Linked DNA regions of Homo sapiens: all the other regions are linked to region 1. The links are chromatin loops, found by intact Hi-C in ENCODE. Cell type or tissue: dorsolateral prefrontal cortex. All regions are shown on one strand.

Region 1 (5,000 bases):
CTGTGATTAGTTGACAACTGAGGAAAGGACCCAGGCCTGGTTCACAATGGACTGGCATGATGTTGGTGCTAGCTGAAAATGCACTATTGTTCTATTATAGCACCATTAAAGGACAATGATGAAATAGAATACTTTGGCTGGGCAGAGTTTTAAACACCTGGTCATGAGCTTGGTGTGGTGGGAGATGTTGCCTGCTAAGATGCAGGCATATGCACACATACACACACCCGTGCACACACTTCTGGGCAGTGGCAAATGGTTTGGGTGGAATAATGAAAGGATCACGAATGGAAAATCAGGGACAAGTTGCTAGTGGAAACAAGTGTGTAGATGAACCTATGACCATGAGCCTAGAGCATGTGGATCATTTATCTTAGGTAAATGCCTGCCAGAGAGCACCTCCTGTGAAGGAGGATTTGAACACCCAGGGGAAAGATGATTTCCCTTCTAATCTCAGCTGGGCTCTGTCCCTGGCCCCCTAAGTGCTCCTTGCTGCAGCCTTAAGGTGATCGGCAGTGCGGTTATGTGATAGTTTTCAAAACCATAAAAACAGTATTTCTTTTTATTGTATTAGTTTCTTTCTGGTCCAACCACTCTTTAACCATATTTAGTCTGTTGGTGTGGTGCTATGATGTCATTTTTAAATTAAAAGAAAACTAACCATACATTTTCTTAGTTAAGATCATACAGAGAGGAAATAAACCGTTAGGATCTGTCAAATTAATTACAATACATCCTTGCTATGGAATCTATGTTAAAAAGAGAGAGAGAGAGAAGAAAAAACGGGCTAGGTGCAGTGGTTCATGCCTGTAATCCCAGCACTTTCGGAAGCCAAGGTGGGTGGATTGCCACAGCTCAGGAGTTTGAGACTAGCCTGGGCAACATTGTGAAGCCCTGTCTCTACTAAAAATACAAAAAATTAGCGGGGTATGGTGGCACACACTTGAAATCCCAGCTGTCTGAGAGTCTGAGGCATGAGAATTTGCTTGAGCTCCTTGAGCCTGGAAGGCAGAGGTTGCAGTGAGCCGAGATCATGCCGCCGCACTGCAGCCTGGGCGATAGAATGAGACTCAGTCAAAAAAAAAAAAAAAAAAAAAAGCCTGCATGATTTTTTGTTTCTTTCTTGAAACTTCTCTACTTAAAAATTTAAAAATACATTTGAATAATAAAAAAATAATTTTTAATGGGAGAGAAATTATTTTGAATGTAAAATGAGTGTGATGGGGAGGAAAATTGTGGGTTTATGCATTAGATTGTTCAGATTCTGTGTATTTACTGTCTTTGGGAGCTGAAGTTAGTTTATTTTTTTTTTTACTTTACTTTCTTCCTGTGTAAAATGAAAATAATGACACCTATTATACACAATTACTTTAAGATTAAATGAGATAGTCCCTTTGGTGCACCTGATATATATAATCAAGATGAAATATTTTGAATGCATAGATTGGCAAGCAGGCTGCACTGTGGATTTATTGCTAGACAAATACAACTTGTGTCAATTTGAAGAAGTCACCAATAAAAATGAAAAATGCCAAACCAAATATTTCTTTGCTCCTTGTTGGAAAGTCACATAAAGAGACAAGATAATAAAACTTAAACTCAGGGACACGTTTTAAGTCCATGATTTGCCTGAAATTGTAGTTGTTAGTTGTGTTTTGCTTTCCTTCTTGTATGAAAGCACCTTTCTCTAAGTCCCTAGTGATATTTGTGCCAAACAAAATAATTGGCTCATTAGGCTGCTGTAGTATTGCCTCTCACTCGGCACCCATATCCTTCTAGTAAGCTGGAAAGAAGAAACAGAGCTCTCTATTCAGAGACCACACAGCTTGCTATCTTTTTTTGCACATCTCGAAGTCAAAGAGGACACAAAAGGATGTTTTTCTGAGCCAATTGGCAGCGCACTCTTATTCTGAACTGCTGGGGCTGGAAGTCTTTCAATGCATGGTAATACTGCCACCATGTGGTCAAACTGAGAAAACCTCGCCCAAATCCTTCAGTCGAAGAGGATTTTCCTTAACATTAATGGGACAGAAGCATTGCGCTTCTTCGACTGGGATTGTTTCACGATAGTCACAAACTATCGTGATTGTTTAGGTAAACGGTTGTCTCACATAAAGGGGCTGAGTGTACTTGATTGGGTGCTAACTGCTAATCCTCCCATTAGCGTGACTGTAACTTTAAATCATTGGTACTTTGAAGTTTCTGTTCTAGGAAATAAGGATGAGAATCTCCATGCTTCCCTATTTCATAAGGTAAGGGAGATACAGTAATATATGCATCGCAACTCTAGATGTAATGGTGTCATAAAATTTCGGGGAGAAAAGTGGGATTTGCTAACCAAAGTGCTGCTATTTGAATGCTGCCACTTTTTAGGGGTATGATCTGAAACAAGTTTTTTCATTTCCTTGGTCCATAGTTTATTGTTCTGAAGAAATGCTGTGAATATTACCTTTTTTTTTTTCTTTTGAGATGGAGTCTCGCTCTGTCGCCAAGCAGGAGTGCAGTGGTGCGATCTCGGCTCCCTGCAACCTCCACCTCCTGGGTTCAAGCCATTCTCCTGCCTCAGCCTCCCGAACAGCTGGGACTACAGGCACACGCCACCACGCCCAGCTAATTTTTGTATTTTTAGTAGAGACGGGGTTTCACCATGTTGGCCAGGATGGTCTCGATCTCTTGACCTTGTGATCCGCCCACCTCGGCCTCCCAACCATTTTTAACTAAGATATTATGTTGATTGTTTGCTGAAAAATTGCTTTTTTAAAATGTAAAATGCTACACCAATATTAGTTTGCATGATTATTATTTGAATACAGACTTAAGAATCTTTATGGCGAAAATTATGCTTGGCTGAATTAGAAGATCTGTGTCCTGGTTCCCACTTGCTCACTAGTATTTTAGGTAAAATTGGACAAGTCAGATATGAAGACATCCATTATTCCCTCTCTCATATATGGATAATGAGCTCATATTTTGTGTATCCTATGGTGAATGTTATTGACATGAACCTTTTGGGGAGATATTTTGAAGACTCTATGCGTGTCAAGCATGTTACATGTTTAGATCTTATTCTTATTTCATTCCAATAACAAGTAATTCTTTCCTCCTATTAACTGGTAATAGGGTCATTCATGGATCACAGATTTGCTTCAAAGTAAATAAATAATCCCTATAAATTCATGCCTCATTTATTATAAATTATAATGCAACCAGGAGCTAGAATCACCCATACCCCTAAAGCATACACAATTGAATATCTTCAGCTGGAGAATACAGTGTTAGCTTCTTTGTGGCAGGTGGCAATTTAAATAGATGCTCTACCTGCTGATCCTGTTGATTTTATGTGCCCTATTAAAATGCATTTTCTGAATGACTTAGTTTAACATAGCGAATAATTTACAAGAAAAATTTTCCATCTCTCTCCCCAATGTTTGAAATAAGAGCATGTTCTGCTTTTTCCCATAGCCCATTTCTCCATTAAAAGAATGTTCCACATCAGAAATATAATTCCTCTCACACTGGCATTTACAGAGGTCTCATTACATTGAACAGAACATTCTTGAGTATGGCTTGATGAACAGCTGATCCACCTCCATACACCTCACACACAGATCTTGCCAGGTGGAGAAGCAGCACAGGAAAGGGAAAACCTGTGTCCTCCTGGGTACCAGAGAACAGCTTGGCTTTAAGCTTATGGAAAAATGGAGAATACTCTCTCTCACACACACACACACATACACACACACACACACACACACACACACACACACAATATTTCTGGGAGAATATACAAAGACTTAAGAGAGATTAGCTATGAAGAATGAAGATAGGAATGAATAGTTTGGGGAGGATTGGGGAAACCTTGATTTACATTTTTCAGTGTTAATGGTGTTTTTCTTACTATAAATGCGTGAATACATATCACTTCTATGCAAAAAATGATACTCTTTAGGTATTTAAAAGAATGATATCTGCATAGGCCATGTAAGCATTCCAAGATATTTTCAATAAAAAAGGAAGTTACAGAATATGTATAGTCATATATATGTGTACATATACACATATATAATGTATGCCTATGTATACATATATCACTATATATCTAACTTCCTTTCTATTATTTATATATAATGTATGTATATATTTAGAAAGCTTTTTGTTGTTGTTGTTGAGATGGAGTCTCACTCTGTCACCAGGCTGGAATGCAGTGGCGTGATCTCGGCTTGCTGCAACCTCTGCTTCCCGGGTTCAAGCGATTCTCCTGTCTCAGCCTACCAAATAGCTGGGACTACAGGTGCGCGCCACCACACCCAGCTAATTTTTGTATTTTTAGTAGATACGGGGTTTCACCATGTTGCCCAGGATGGTCTGGATCTTCTGACATCATGATCCGCCTGCCTCAGCCTCCTAAAGTGCTGGGGTTACAGGTGTGACCCACCGCACCTGGCCAACTTTTTTATTATTTATACAGACAATGTGGTGTGTGTGTGTGTGTGTGTGTGTGTATATATATATATATATATACATATATATATACACACACATATATATATAGACAATATGTGTGTATGTATGTATATACTTAGAAAACTTATGAACGTCTACATAGCCATATAGTTAAAAATTATTATAAGTGAAAAGATTGAAAGGGCTCCAGTGAAGAAAACATGAACTTTAAAACTGTTCTTGCATATTCTGAGTTTTTGATTGAATTTGTATACTAAAAACGCATTTGTGTATTACTTATGTTGTTCAAAAAGTATATATTTTTAGGGATCAGTCAGATTAGGTGGCTGTTTTGTGGCGGATGAAATATACCCACTTGCCCTGGGCTGTTTCCTGCAGTCTCTGCCCAGGATTTCTAGTCTCTATGCTGAGCCTGTCTGTAAGGTGTTTTCTACCCAGCCCGGACTGGATGATGGTCCTTCACTCTAGTCCCGTAATATTCCACTCCCACTTCTACCTGAGAATTAACTACACTGCATTTTACCTGCTTCTTAATT
Region 2 (5,000 bases), 780 kb before region 1:
CTCTTGGCTTCAAGCTCTCCACCTACCTTGGCCTCCCAAAGTGCTGGTTATAGGCAGTAGCCATCATGCCCAGCCTATCTTTATCACATTAAAGGCATTTTAAAATATCAAAATGTGTGTTATTTTATGACTGTAGTTAAATAAATAATTTCATCAGTACTAAAATGTATTGCTTTATTTTTAGCATATGCTACTTTGATTGAAAATGATTCAAATCCAGAAGTTAGACGGGCAGTGTTATCATGTATTGCACCATCAGCAAAGACTTTGCCAAAAATTGTAGGGCGCACCAAGGATGTGAAAGAGGCTGTCAGAAAGCTGGCTTATCAGGTAAATAAGTTCAATGTCTTGTGTTGGCATATTCTTAAAGGACAAGGAGCCATTTTCTTAAAGTGCCTTTGAAAAATACTTGGCATGTAATAATTTCTTCAGTTGAGGTTTTATGGAGAACACAGGTAATTTAGGTAGAATCTTACTGTATTAAGTATGTTACCAGGTATTAATTTCTTTTGGAGATTCTGGGTAATTTTCTAAGATGGTGATATTCTTATGAAATCTATAAATTGTGTTGAGGTTAATGACCATCTTTATAAATTATTTTTAAGGTTTTAGCTGAAAAGGTTCATATGAGAGCTATGTCCATTGCTCAGAGAGTAATGCTCCTTCAACAAGGTCTTAATGACAGATCAGGTAAGATAAACAACTTTATATATACAAAACTTTAGTAGATTTTGAGGTCAGACTTAACAAGGTTTAAGAAACGAGTGTCAAATCAGGTCAAGTAAGCCTGCCAGTCCCATGAACCTGGTGAAATTTATCTTGATGTATTATATAGAAAACACAGGGCTAAAGATTTTGATATATATATATTTTTGAGACAGAGTCTCACTCTATCACCCAGACTGGAGTGCTGTGGTGCAATCTTGGCTCACTGCAACCTCTGCCTTCTAGTTTCAAGCGATTCTCCTGCCTCAGCCTCCTGAGCAGCTGGGATTACAGGTGAACATCACCATGTCTGGTTAATTTTTATATTTTTATAGAGACGGGGTTTCACCATGTTGGCCAGACTGGTCTCGAACTCCTGACCTCAAGTGATGCACCTACTTCAGCCTCCCAAAGTGTTGGGATTACAGGTGTGAGCCACCGCGTCTGGCCAAGATCTTGGTATTTTGAAGGAGCAGAGCTTATTTCTTTCACCCTTTCTGTATTTTACAGATGGAGAAACAATACTTAAGTCTGTAGAGCTAATTCATGTCAGAAGTAGGAAAAGATCTATTTGCCCTCTCTCTCTGACTTAAAAAAAAAATGCTGTTCCTTATGTGTATACTTTGGTATGAATGTGTTCTGTGTATCAGAAACAACAAATAGGAATGGTCAGACCAGTATAATTTTCTTATTTTTTTTTTTTTCTGTTAGAGTAGAGTTCCCCAACATTTTTGACACCAAGGATCGATTTCATGGAAGACAGTTTTTCCACAGAGGGCGGGCTGGATGGTTTCCAGATGAAACTGTTCCACCTCAGATCATCAGGCATTACTTAGATTCTCATAAGGAGCGTGCAACCTGGATACCTCATGTGCGCAGTTCACAATAGAGTTCCTGCGCCTGAGAGAATCTAATGCATCTGCTGATCTGACAGTAGGAAGAGCTCAGGTGGTAATGCTCGTTAGACCACGGCTTACCTCCTCCTGTGCGGCCCGGTTCCTAACAGGCCACAGACTGGTACTAGTCCGTGGCCCAGGGGTTGGGGAGCCTGAGAGAATCTGCTTATAGGAATGATATTTTTTGAAGTTTTTAACTCTCATGAGAAGGCCAAGATGGCTCTATTGCGCTGTAGTGAGAAAACCGACTTGCGTTTGAAAACATTGTCAGAGGACTAATTAGTAGGATGACCTTAAAAGCTAAGACTAAGGTTTGTTCAGTGACGTGTGCTTGTATAGTTCACTACTGCAAATAGCAATCGTGTAATAGATAAAATCAGATAACAAGTGAGATAATAGCTATTACATATTCTGGGCTAACACCTGAAGCCCATTGAACCCAGGGGAGAAGGAATGTAAAGATATTTTTGTAGGCTGTGGTATTTGGTGCTGAACCTTTTCCATTTTTATTTGTAAGTGACCATTACAGTGACTTTTGCAGTATCATGGTACTTCTTTTTTTTTACCTTTAATATGCTTAGTTGGCTGGGCGCTATGGCTCACACCTGTAATCTCAGCACTTTTGGAGGCCGAGGCAGGCGGATCACGAGGTCAAGAGATTGAGACCATCCTGGCCAACATGGTGAAACAAAAATTAGCTGGGCGTGGTGGCGCATGCCTGTAGTCCCAGCTACTCGGGAGGCTGAGGCAGGAGAATCGCTTGAATCTGGTAGGTGGAGGTTGCAGTGAACCAAGATCGTGCCACTGCACTCCAGCCTGGTGACAGAGCGAGACTCTGTCTCAAAAAATATATATATACATGCTTAGTTGTGCCTCTTAACCTCTACTATTTCTATTGTAAATACTGACTTTGTTAATTAAAACAGACAAAATACAAGAGATGGAAGCTAGAGGGAGCCTTTGTTCACCTATGTTTCAAATGACTCAATAGATGCTGTGAAACAAGCTATGCAGAAGCATCTTCTTCAAGGCTGGTTACGGTTCTCTGAAGGAAATATCTTAGAGTTGCTCCATCGGTTGGATGTAGAAAATTCTTCTGAAGTGGCAGTCTCTGTTCTCAATGCCTTGTTTTCAATAACTCCTCTCAGTGAACTGGTGGGACTCTGTAAAAACAATGATGGCAGGTACATAAAGGATTCATTCTTTGAAATGTAGTACTGATTAACTTGTGCAATTAATTTGTTTTTTTTCCTCCCCATAGCTTAAGATTATATTAATACCTTTAATCTTAACTCTCTTTTGTTTTCTTTTAGTCTGATGAATATCCTTTTATCCTTCCTTTTTCCCCTCCTGGTGTAAGAACTCATAACTTTATCATAGACTATCTACTTTAGCTATGCTTTTCCCCCCTTCAGTTTCTTACTTTGATTTTTGAATTAGCCTACCATGAGAAAATCCAGCAACATGCACCCCTAGTATATGTTTGCTTATTTGGTTCTTTTTTGTTCTAAGTTTCTTCATTCCTTTTTGTGTGGATACATTAATGACTCTAATTAAAAGGATAGTGTAGTGGTTTTAAAGCAAATCTTATTATTCTCATTTTTGTACTCTTCAATTCTTAATGATAAAAAGATCATGCTTTCTCTCACACTCTTTCTTTTAAATGAAGGAAATTGATTCCAGTGGAAACATTAACTCCTGAAATTGCTTTGTATTGGTGTGCCCTTTGTGAATATTTGAAATCAAAAGGAGATGAAGGTGAAGAATTTTTAGAGCAGATTTTGCCAGAGCCTGTAGTATATGCAGACTATTTATTGAGGTAAATTTTTTTTCTTTTAGTTTGGAGAGTGATTGTGTTGCTGCATGTGTCAATCTCCCAGTCCCCTTCCTCAAAGTCATGTTTGATTGTGAATATGTTAAAAATCCTTTTTTTGTACATGTAGGGATAGTTATATACATCGAGTCTTTTTGAATATCTTGTGCTGGTCTGTATACTGAAAGAGCAAGTCACTATGTTTAGGATCATTTCTTCAAAACTGTTAAGATATGATTATGACCATTTCTGCATAAAGTTGATGATGATGATATATTATTTCTGAAATTGGTTGGCACATTTTCTGTTAAGTGTCAGATAATAAATATCTTAGGGTCCTGTGGGCCATACCGTCTGTCACAATGACTCAACTCTGCCATGGTATTGTAAAAGCAGCCAAAGACAATGTAAGTAACTGTTTTTCAATAAAACTTTTATTGACTTTTATGGCCACTAAATAGTTGAACTTTAATATTCATGTGTTAACAAAATAAGAAATTTTAAAAAATGATCAGTTAAAAATTTAAAATAGTCTTAGCTTGCAAGCTATATAACAGGTAATAGGCTGGATTTGATGCACGGAACATTGTTTTCCAATTCACAGCGTGGATCTTTGTGGCCAGTTTTATTTATTAAAAACTTACTATCTAGCTTCATGTTTTAAAGTTTTTTCAAAATATGCCTTTTTAAAAAACAATTTGGATTACCATAATTATACCTCTTAAGAAATTATTTGGATTACTTTATTTCACTTTAAAATTATACAAGAAAAACATGAATGCATTCTTGTCAAAATTCAAATACAGAGGTATAAGGAATAAAAATGTGGAATTCCCTCTTTTATTTCCTACTTCCTCAATCCCATTGATTAGCAACTAAGTGTATATTCTAGCAACCCTTAGAATTAGCAACTAAACAATATAGGGTGTATATTCAAACCTCTTTCTCTGCATTTATATACATTTTTTGAGTACAGGTTTCTTTAAAAATATAACACTGTGTATATACTTTTTTTTTCAACTGATAACTGAGATCATTATATATTGGTGCATATATAATGTAATAGATACTGTTACAGTCTTAACAGCATATCATTCCGTAGTATGGTGGTAACATTTAATTTATTCCTCTGTTGATGGACATTTAGGATGTTTCCATTTTTCACTGATAAAAGCAAAAGTATGTTAAATTTCCTTTACATTTTTGGGTACCTTTGGGATTTTTGGGGGTTAATTCCAAGAAATAAGTTGCTACACCAAAGGATAATATATGTATATTTTGATAGATATTGGTATGTAGGTTTTTAACTTCAACTTTATGGTTTATTTTTTTTTTTTTGAGACGGAGTCTTGCTCTGTCGCCAGGCTGGAGTGCAATAGTGCAATCTCGGCTCACTGCATCCTCCGCCTCCCGGGTTCAAGCGATTCTCTTGCCTCAGCCTCCTGAGTAGCTGGGACTACAGGCACGCGCCTCCATGCCCAGCTAATTTTTGTATTTTTAGTAGAGATGGGGTTTCACCATGTTGGCCAGGATGGTCTCAATCTCTTGACCTCGTGATCTGCCTGCCTTGGCCTCCCAAAGTGCTG
Region 3 (5,000 bases), 660 kb before region 1:
TTTATTGTTTTCAATTTGCCGTCCATACTTTTTCTCACTCCTTTTAGTCTTTTAAAATCATTTTATTTTAGGCATGTCTTGTCAATATATACACCTCAAACCTGAGTCTTGCTTCATGAACCATTCTGGACATCTGTTTAACAGGGGAGTTCAATGTTTTCACATGTCCTACAATGACTCATATATTAGTGTCAGCTTACAGATTTAAGTTTTATTTTTCTCTCTTCCTGTGGTCCATTTTCTTTGCTTTGTAAAATTTTTCAGTATTTAAGAGAGTTTGTCTGTTTGTTAATTACCAGTTTTACCTACTACTTCTTATGATGCCATTAGTCCCCCTTTCCCTTAGTTAGGCTGTTTGGTATTCAGGCTTCAAATGATATCTTTGATTCCTAAATAATACATAAGTGACACTCAGTGAATTTTTCCTACTTCATTTCCCACTCTTCCCAACCTTCACTCTGCTTTAGCCTTAAATAAAATATGGCCAATGCTCACAATCACTCCTTTTGCCATTTATTCATTGCAAGAAATGTGCCATAGAGTACGAGGCTGAGCAAGCAGGGGGACATACGTGGCCCATCATCACTTTTTGTAGATAAAGTTTTATTGAAACACACCCATACTAATTCATTAATGTACTGTCTATGGATATTTTTGTTATAATGGCAAATATGGTGAATTGCAACAGAGACCATATTGCCTGCAAAATCTCCAATATTTATTCTCTGGGTCCTTCACAGAAAATGTTTGCTGACTACAGCTCCAGTAGATTATTCTAGCAGTGCTTTAAATACAGTATTTCTTGAGTTCTTACACATTTAATTATGTTTTGACCATCTTCATACATGAAATAGAACTTGACTGAACACAAAAGTTTCACTTATTCTTTAACTTCTTTGAAAATGTTGCTCTGGGGCTGTCTTTCTTTAAATGTTCTTGTTGAGAATTTTGATTTACCTGATTTTTATCTTTGTGACTTAGTATTTTTGTCTTGAGGTCCATTGGGTTTTTCCTTTTTTAAAATTATCATACTTTTACCAGGATGTCTCAAAATTTGTTATTCTGTGTCAATAATCCCAGGTATGTAGTGAGCTATGTAGTTTCAAATATATTTCTGGAAAGCTATGTAGTTTCAAATATATTTCTGGAAAGTTTTCTCAAATTATAGTTTCAACATGTTCCACTATTTTGTTTTCTTCTTTGGGTCTCCAATTACACCTGTGTTGGACTTTTTGTTGTTGTTCAAGCACTGTTCTAGCAACAACTTTTTTCTCTACCTTTTTACCATTTTATTTCATTTTCATTCTCTTAGCCATTTTCATAGCTTTCTCCAAAGACTCTATATTTTCAGTCAAATCTATTCTCCTTTGAAATTAAGTCTTTATTTCTAAGCAGATTTTTTTCTAAAATTGTATTCCTAAGTTTAGTCAATTCTCCATTCCCATTTTCCTTTTTATCTATTTCTTTTTGAATGCCTGGATTTTGTGTAAGGTGTTTTATCATATCTGCCAATGCTTCTTTTAACAATATATAATTCACTTTGAGGTGTTATGATGTACTATTCTTCTGTTTTTCTGCTTGTTTTGTTTTTAGAGAGAATTTCATATGTCCTATACTCTATTCATTTTGAATTACTTTATATTCCCAAACCAGCAATTACTGTCATATGTAAAAACTGTTGTATACAGAGATAATCTGGATGAAAAGAACCCTTATGCTGGTATGGTATAGTTTATTTAATTAGTGGTGCATTTGAATGGTAGAATGGAATGAAGAGTTGATATGTTTTCAGTTTTGTGATTCTCTTTTGTTTCTACAGGACCCTTAATTTCTTCCTTCTACTTATTAACAAGATTCTAAGTAACAGTCCTTTTAGCTCACCCTTCTCTTCATTAGAAATGGTACCTTGCCAAGACTGCTACCTCTGGTCCTATGATTTTAAGACTCTTCCTTTTTATTTCCTAGTATCAAGTACTCAGACTTCAGGGATTTTTCACAGATTACAGGGATTTTTAGGGAAGTGATATATTATGCATGATACTGTAATGAAGGATACATGACTGTGTATTTGGCAAATCCACAAAACTGTACAACATACACAAACTGATTCTGATGTAAACTATGAACTTCAGTTAATAATAATGTATCAGCATTTGTTCATCAAATGTAACAAATGAAATACACCAATGAAAGGTGTTCTTGGTGAAACTGAGGGTATGGGGGAAAAGTGATTATATGGGAATTCTGTACTTCCTGTTTAGTTCTTTTATAAACCTAGATCTGTTCTAGTAATTGAAAATTAAAACAAAACAAAAAATTGAATTAAGTGAAAATCTATTATTTGATTTCATGTTTTTTCCTTTAAAAAGCATTCAGTAGATGGCACCAGAGATCTTTTAGAATAAGGAATCACTAGATGCACTGTATAATTCATAAAGCTTAGTTCTGATGTTGATACATGCTTTAGAGATGCTATTTATTCCTTAATGAATAATGTAATTGATGCTCTGAGAAAGGTGTGTTGAAGACAAATTTAGCTGCAAGTTTTATCATTCAGTAAGTAAATAATCATGGAAATGCAGGAATGCAGATCTGCAGAATTATGGAGCAACAGTAATTCTACATTATGGGTAAATTTTTAAATTCCAATTCACATTTTGACAACTACAGAGCACCTTCATCTGGCACTTCTTTACTACTAGTGAGCAAGTATCTCATTAGTAAAACTGTTTTTCTTCATAGACTAAAAGCATTCACGAAACATGGTATCAAGGTATTTTAAAATATATTTTATCCTCAGGCTAGAACAGAATAAAGTATTAAGTCTTTCTAAAAAACGGAGGGTGAAAACCAATCAGTTACCCACTATGTAACTAACTGCCCACTCACTGGCATTCAAACTGACATACTCAATATGTAGTTTCATAGAGAACAAATGAAACAGTTCTGACTAAAAAAAAGTGATATTATACAGATGCCTGGTTATTACATACTTTGCCCATTAATGAAGTCTCAGTATTATATAGGGCCGCTTTGGTAGGTACAGAAGAAGAAAGAAGGAATCAAAGTAACATCTGGAGAGAAGACTAAAATGTGTTCTTGTTCTTCCAGATTTAGAATCCAATTTTCAGAAAACTATCAATGATAGCAGTGCTGAAATAATACAAATCAAATATATTAACCATTACTTGCCATTATAGTCTTTTGTAGCTTAGAAAATAACTACTACTTAACATATATTTCCATGAAAAAAAATACTACTCATGAGTTCCAAATGAATTAATCAGTAACATGGTTTAGATGTTCTGTCCCCTCCAAATCTCATGTTGAAATGTGACCTTCAATGTTGGAGATGGGTCTAGTGGGAGATGTTTGGGTCATGGGGCCAGATCCCTCAAAGATGGCTTGGTGCTATCCTCAGTAATAAGTGAATTCTCACTCTCTGGGTTCATGTGAGATTTGGTTGTTTTAAACAGCCTTGCAGCTTCCCTTTCCCTCCCTCCCTCTTCCTTTCTCTCTTGTTCTTCCTCTCTCACCATGTGATACACTGGCTCCTCCTCCACCTTCTGCCATTACTATAAGCTCCCGGAGGCCCTCACCAGAAGCAGATGCTGGCACCACACTTCTTGTGAAGCCTGCAGAACCGTGAGTCAAAATAAACCTCTTTATAAATCACCCAGTCTTAGTTATTCCTTTATGGCAATGCAAACAGACTGACACAATCAATAAATTTTTAGAGCATAATTTAACTACAGTTGAAAAATAACAAAAATATGGAATGAAATTAAGTGTAGGTACACAGTAATTGAAAAGCAATTTTGGAATTAAATCCTCTGAAAGTATATTACACATTACTGGGTAATAAAAAACCATGACCACTTAAAGAACTCTGAATTCTCCAGAAATAAATAAGAGTACTAAACTTACAAGAGTAAACTATTCACCTATACCTTTGGAAATACACATTAGAAAACATATAGCTAATGATTTCCAATCTTGTATAATGTAATTCCCTACTTTTAATTCAAAGACATTTTCAATAAGACACAAGTAGCTTGGTGTGGCAATTTTTATAAAGAGTAATATCAATTTGATCCAAATATAAAAGAAATTTGTTTGACCTACAGTCTTAGTGCAGATAATTATATGACTTCTTAAGGCTTTTTGAAATGTTAAAAATAGCTCCTAAACTTTTATCCACTTTTCAGGACCACTAGAATTTTGGAACTACCAGATTTTAGATAAAATCTAATCCAGTCTCATAATGAAAAAAAAAAAAAAAAAGAAACAAAAATCCAGAAAGATCAAATCAGTGATAGTGGCATAGTGGCATAGTGGCAGGGCGTAGAACACTGGTTTTCCCATCTTCCAGATCAGTATTTTTTTTCCACCAGATCATGTGGTCTCACCAACAAAAACAATAAAATGTGTATCACTTCTTATTCAAATCTATTTAGTTCTTGAGTTCACATAGTTTGAAGAAAAAGTTCAGATAGCAATGGATATTGCAGAATCTGAATCTGTTTGGTTCTTGAATTTTCAATAGCAAGGAATTTATTTGAAAATTTATGTGAACTTATTTAATTCCTGAGTTTAGATATTTTATGAGAGGTTAACGGAGAATATTTTGATGCATCACTTTCCTTTTCATGTATGTGTTTCTAATTCTATCCTTCCCTCCCCTTCCTATTTTTTGCAGTAGGGGTGGCACAATAACTTAGTTTAATTAGAAAAGATCATTTCAGTTTCCCCCAACTCCAAATGTCTCTTCACACAGAATATTGCAGGAAGTTCCTAATCACCACCAGCAGTAACATGTACAATAAAGTTGAACAAATATGTAAGTCAATATGCTCAATAGTCATGGGTCATTTTTTATTATCCTGCAATAGTTTCATAATGCATTACATACATTTTATAATCTATGTAATTTACATATAGGGCTAAAAAATTTATAAAATCACATATATGAGATACCCCCATAATCCTTCTGAACAATT

The links. A loop is a pair of places that touch in the nucleus more often than their neighbours do. Peaks named below come from ENCODE experiments on the same cell type or tissue, not always from the same donor. Only the 100,000 strongest peaks of a DNase experiment are listed, where the experiment ranks them.
Region 2: it touches region 1 in a loop (15-fold over the local background); 84 of 110 quality-filtered maps call a loop at or near these places.
Region 3: a loop joins it to region 1, with 6 times the contacts of the local background. A loop is called at or near these places in 19 of 110 quality-filtered maps.

Annotation. Positions count from the first base shown.
Region 1 is chr4:18,591,779-18,596,778 of GRCh38, forward strand. The region is part of intron 1 of LOC105374510 (a long non-coding RNA gene); the gene reads left to right. Among named protein-coding and RNA genes, the nearest start is that of LCORL, 570 kb to the left of the region's middle. In dorsolateral prefrontal cortex, a CTCF peak has its summit at 1,938 (motif pointing left); a DNase peak (open chromatin) is centred at 1,933; H3K4me3 peaks cover 758 bases; H3K27ac peaks cover 301 bases.
Region 2 is chr4:17,814,669-17,819,668 of GRCh38, forward strand. It overlaps NCAPG (non-SMC condensin I complex subunit G), which reads left to right. Exons shown (of 21, transcript NM_022346.5): 4 at 185-330; 5 at 606-690; 6 at 2,593-2,785; 7 at 3,271-3,420. Among named protein-coding and RNA genes, the nearest start is that of NCAPG, 6.2 kb to the left of the region's middle. In dorsolateral prefrontal cortex, CTCF peaks have their summits at 2,574 and 2,779; no DNase peak of the experiment used is centred here.
Region 3 is chr4:17,932,094-17,937,093 of GRCh38, forward strand. The region is part of intron 4 of LCORL (ligand dependent nuclear receptor corepressor like); the gene reads right to left. Among named protein-coding and RNA genes, the nearest start is that of LCORL, 87 kb to the right of the region's middle. In dorsolateral prefrontal cortex, a CTCF peak has its summit at 2,405 (motif pointing right); no DNase peak of the experiment used is centred here.